Linked DNA regions of Homo sapiens: region 1 is linked to region 2. The links are chromatin loops, found by intact Hi-C in ENCODE. Cell type or tissue: GM12878. All regions are shown on one strand. Links, peaks and the distances in the headings refer to the core of each region. The heading gives the core; the rest is flanking DNA.

Evidence for each region. Peaks named below come from ENCODE experiments on the same cell type or tissue, not always from the same donor. Only the 100,000 strongest peaks of a DNase experiment are listed, where the experiment ranks them.
Region 1: it touches region 2 in a loop (6-fold over the local background); 81 of 110 quality-filtered maps call a loop at or near these places.

What each region holds. Positions count from the first base shown.
Region 1 is chr4:123,658,393-123,661,212 of GRCh38, forward strand. All of the region lies in intron 2 of LINC01091 (long intergenic non-protein coding RNA 1091), which reads left to right. Among named protein-coding and RNA genes, the nearest start is that of LINC01091, 9.8 kb to the left of the region's middle. In GM12878, for the core only: a CTCF peak has its summit at 1,578; no DNase peak of the experiment used is centred there.
Region 2 is chr4:123,389,472-123,392,291 of GRCh38, forward strand. No RefSeq gene overlaps it. Among named protein-coding and RNA genes, the nearest start is that of SPRY1, 5.9 kb to the right of the region's middle. In GM12878, for the core only: a CTCF peak has its summit at 1,574 (motif pointing right); no DNase peak of the experiment used is centred there.

The sequences.
Region 1 (2,820 bases), core at 123-2,622, 270 kb after region 2:
CTGCACGATTTTTACATCAGGTACTCAGATCACAACAATGAGAATACAGCAAAGGGATTCTAAATAAAATAATATAAAATTCATCAAAATATGCTTCCCTCCAAAACATTGTGATTTTTGAACTAGATGTGATAAAATGGAAACAGAATCTTGAAAGTGCACATGTAATTAAGGTCAAAACAACAACGTTAGTAAAGTCAGATCCCTGATCAAAATTCCAGAGAGTGGGATGTTTGAAAGTTCACCAAACTAATGTGCCTGATTTGACCCTCATGATTTTTCACCTAAGAGGTTAGGGATGCTGGCAGCAGAGTTGCAAATAAGCTTGGAGCTTTAGGAAAAATAAAATTTCAGAGGGGGAAGGATGAGGAGGGGAAGAGAGAGAGGGAGGGAGAAGAGGCACCAACATGAACTGATGTAAAGTGAAGAATATCCTGGGGAAATAAAAGGAAGACCTCTATTGAAAAGAAGAGCCAAGAACATTAGAGTAACTAAGAATGAACCAATAAATGTGGGATGCTCCTGAGATGCTGGGGGCATATGATCGAAAGGCAGTTGTGATAGAAGCTGAGCAAGTGACGGCAAGGCCAAGGCAGAGGACCCAACAGTTCCAGGGAGTGGATTGAGAACTCAATCTGCAGCAGTAAGTGAACATAGAAGAAACCAGTGAAGATAGATGCCCCCAAGGGTCAGGGTTAGGAGAGTTGCTTGTGATAAGAAATGATATTAACCCAGAGAGGGCTTGGAGGAGGCTGATGCTCAACCCTCAAAAAGCCAAGTAACAGGACATTATATCCTTCTAACTCCACTCATCATTTCAGGATACAGTTTTTATCTTAAAAGTCCTTTTTTATTGTAGTAAAAATAGTGGTCCACTTGGAAAAACTATGCATTCAGCTCCCAGTAGATGCTCTGGGTATGATGAATGGCCAGAAGGAAGAAAGGGGAAAGGTCAGGGGCATGGTCTTTGGGAGAGAAAACCACCCCCTTTTGTCATCAGATAGCTACTGGAACTTTGCAGGGGAAGGATTATCTGGGATGTAAGTCAGAGGTTGTGTATCAGAGATGGAAACCTCCAGGTCCAGAGTTCAGAGGACAGAATTGTGGGAAGATAACAGGGTGTGTACATGACATTTGGAGAGGATAGGCATGAAAGAACCTGATAGAGATAATCCACAGTGGAAGGGCTGCAGTACCTCCAGAGCAAGTGTGGACTATAAACAGAAAACAGGAAGAGGAGCCTGGGGAAAACAGAATCCAGAAAGCACACTGGAGAAAAGAAAACTCAATATAAAACTTAATGCCTGGAAGAGAACTAAAGACTCATCAGAAACTTCTTGAAAGGACACCTCAGGAAGATGCCAGCTGAGGTGGTGGCTGAGGAGGCATCCAGTTGCTCTGCCACTCTTTTGACCTGAAGTGAAATAGAAGGTCTGGGGTTATGCAGGTAAAGATCGCTTACACATCCTGGAATCTCAGAGTATCAGCCTAGACCTGGGGAAAGAGGGAGGTGAGACTAGGTCAGAATTCTAAGAAGTGAAGCCTCTTTGGGATACAAAATAAAAGTAGTACAAGGGAGCCCCTTGTGGAACTTTTTAAATACCCAAGACTGTTGACAAGTTGGGACAATTCTGTGACAGATCTCATAAGATAGAAAGTTTATGTTTACATTTAGCAAACTTGATGTGTTGGACTGTGGCTGGGGTGAAGGAGGGGATGACACTGGGAAGACCAGGAAGAGATGAAAGGCCATAACTCAAAAGGTATAAGTTCAGGAAGAGGAATTTTCCCCTTACTGGTCGTGAAAGGATCATGTAAATGACCCCAGGCTTAGTGAAGTGGGAGCACCATAAGATAAGTCTCTTCTGTGGTGTTCTGGTCTTGACAACAAAAGTATTTTAAATAAATTGGTTAAAGAGCATAAGAAATTGTGTAAGCATTAAGGAAAAAGTATAACTAGCTTCTATTTAGCTTCATATAAGGATATAACATAAAATATTTTCCAAAAACTAGTACAAAATACATTGAAGTACTATTTGAATATCATTGGTGTTTTCCAGTGGAAAAAGAAATTTATATTGAAAATGCCAACTTTACAAAATAAAGAAGTGTTTAGAACTGTTCATCACTACAGGTAGGCATGCTCTATCAGATAGTATACCTTGAGCAAGAAGACTTTATGGTGATTTGAATCAACAAAACACCATATCTTGTTCAAAAAAGGTGCTCAATATGTGTTTGAGTGGATAAAATGAGTATATGTTGAGTAAAGAAATTAAAGAATAAATTAAAGACATAGTTGTATATTCCACTTGGGAAGTCTTTCTCCAGGGATGGGTTAGCTGCCCTTCCAGGGGCTCCCATTCTACCATGGGTATCTCCTATCCTATCCTGTCCTGTCCTGTCCTACTTTATGCTATGTTCTCTAATAAACTATAAGCTACTTGAGGTTAGGAACTAGTTCTTATTCTTCATGATAACTGTAGCCCTGACCATAGTGCTCTGCACATGGTAGATATTCAAGAAATAGTTGTATAAATGAATGGCATTTAAGCTTAAGCCAAATGCTAAATTAGCATCATACCTGGGAAATTAAGAGGGGTTAATTTTTTAGGGGTTAATACTTGAATGTTTTTTAGAAAGTCCATTAAGGAGCTATGATAAGAGAGAAGCAGAGGAACAATTCGGACAGTGTTATTATTTTAATTTGACCATATATTTGGAATGGAAAATGGATTGTAATGATTCAGAGCAAAGAATTCCTTTCTTGGAAATGAAAGGCTGGAAAATGAAGCATGGAGACATACTTCTTATTGAAAA
Region 2 (2,820 bases), core at 217-2,716:
ACCTCAGCCTCCCAAAGTGCTGGGATTACAGGTGTGAGCCACCGTGCCCGGCCCATAGCAGATCTTTAAACATTTTGAACAGATAACCATCAGCTGCAAAACCTCTTATGACTTTAGAAAAAAATCCAGAGTCTTTATTATGGGCTACAAGGCTCTAAATGATATAGCTGTAGCCTTCCTTTCTGACCTCCTCTTTACCATGTTTCCTCTCCCTAGTTCCACGTGATATTTCCTAGGGCCTTTTCACTGGCCATTTCTCCTGCTGGATTCCTGCTTCCCCACTAGTGGCTCACTCCCTCACCTCATCATGGCTCTGCCCAAATCTCACTTCCTCAGAGAGACCCTTCTTGGCCACCCTCGCTAAAGCAGTCATCACCTCTCAACCCCTATCACTCCAGCCAAGCTTCATTTTCTCATGGCAGTACTTACCATTACTGTCACAAAATATTAGTTTGTTTATTGCCTGTCTCTTCCTCCTACATGTGAACTCTCATAAGGAATGAGGACAGGGGCTTTTTCTGTCTTGTTCATAATGCATTCATCTTCCTTGGCATGATGTAGGTGCTTAGTAAATATTTATTAAACAAATGCATAAATTATTGAGAGTATGAATTAAAAAACTGAATTAGGTTTGATCTCCAAACCTAATTCTGTGTAGTGTAGCCACTTCACAGGTGACCATTTGGGATTCGGGAGGGAAAGAGATTTGTGAAAGTAACATAGCCAGTGAAGGAAACAAGCCAAAGTAGAAGACATTCCTGTTATTCTCAGCTGCTTACAATTTCCCCTGTTACTCACTGTCCTCTTTCTTTTGTGTCTTCCTCTAGGAGGCTGGTTGTCTTATTTAATATATGTAAAAATGTAAATTGATGCTTTGTTTTTCTTCCCAGACTTTAACTCAGCCTGAGCACTCATCTTACTCCATACACATGGCTTCTATTGATTTATGTGTTAGAAAAATCCAAATCCATTTTGAAAAGGGAGACATTTTCCAATATTGAGATTATTTACCATATATACAATATCCCATATACAATATTGATATACAATATTGAGATATTTCGAGAGAATGTGATGTAAGCCCAGATGATATTAACAATACAAGGAATATTTACAAGGACTCGTATTGTAAATATATATTTACAATTACACAATATACATACAATTATACAATATGAATATAAAGAGAGATTTGTACAGTTGTAGTATTATTGGAATAAGTACCTTTTCTAAGTAACTACTTCAAGAGGGCAAACACCTTTATCGATATATTAATTCTTATATATTAGCTAAAACTCAATGTCCCCACTACTTTATCTTCTCCATCAATACTGTAACTTCCTATAGACAGATAAAGCCTTTTCATGTCTTTAGATTCCTCAAAAAGTAGCCAATATATATTATGAATTTTTTTGCAGTTTTATTAAAAGCTTATTCTAAACCATATGGCAGTATTGCAAAAGAAAAAAGAAACTAATGTAAAGCGGTGATCACTGTGAAAACCCAGTTCCTAGACTCAAGTACATTTTTTGTTTGAAATTTGAAATGACTTATTTTTAACAATAGGTGGCGCTTCACAGGTTTTTTTGTGTGTGAGGTTAAATGCACTGGCTATATGAAATATATCTGTGCTATCAATTTTTTAAGTTAATACAAGAACACTGATTCATATAATACATTGGTAAGTAATGGAAACTATTGCTATTAAACTTACCGTATTTATGGAGCATCAAAACTAACATTCTAAGAGATTATAAAAAAGGCAGCAGTAAATATACCTTTTGAAAATATGTAGGATTCTGTTTTTTTACTTTTCTATTTATTTTCAACTTTTATAAATGTTATTCAATCACTTTTTAAAATATGCATTTGCTTTTTTTACTCAATGATCACAAAGAGTTTACAAATTTTATAGAAGGGATTTTTACTATTTATAATGATCTCTATCTTAACTAGAAGTACAATATTAATGATTGAAAATTCCAGATAAATGATAAGGTGAGCAGGGCTCAGCAGGTGTGTAATCTCAAATTATTAGCAGATAGCTGGTCCAAAATCCCCCTCATGCACACATACAGCAATACTATTATTAAAATCAGAGTTCTCAGGCTCAGAAAAACAAAAGTAAAATAGAATTGCCTCAAAACAGTTATAAGGCAAATAAAATCATTATTTGGGGTGAAGAACCTAGAAAAAGGGGGCCTTAAACATTTCCTCATCATACAATGTGATTGAGGCAATGATAACTAATAATTTGTACAGAACTTTAAAGCTTATAAAGTCCTTGCATATATAATGAGTCATTCAGTAGCACTAGGATTTGGGAAGAGCAAGTATTTTTATTAACTTCAGGTTATTGATGAGAAAGCAGGTTCAGAGAAATTAAGTGAAGGTTACCTAGCTAGAAAGTGGCAAAGTTGGGACTTCATATCATCTGATCCTATATCTGGTACTCTTTTCATAATACCATGCTATTTTCCTAGTTATAATACTGGACATAGGGGCATTATGATTAAATATGACACATAAGCTAAAGTTATAGACCATGATATACAAGGATAATATCGTCAGAACTCAGGTCTTCAATACATGTATCCTATCAATTATTATAGACCACTTGAAATGTTTATATAAATGGAGTTATTAGAAATGTGACAAGAAAATTACAAATCAAGGGAAACTCTAAGTATAAACTTTTTTAAATTTTTTATTTTTTTGAGGCAGAGTCTCGCTCTGCGCCCAGGCTGGAGTGCAGTGGGGCGATCTCGGCTCACCGCAAGCTCCGGCTCCTGGGTTCACGCCATTCTCCTGCCTCAGCCT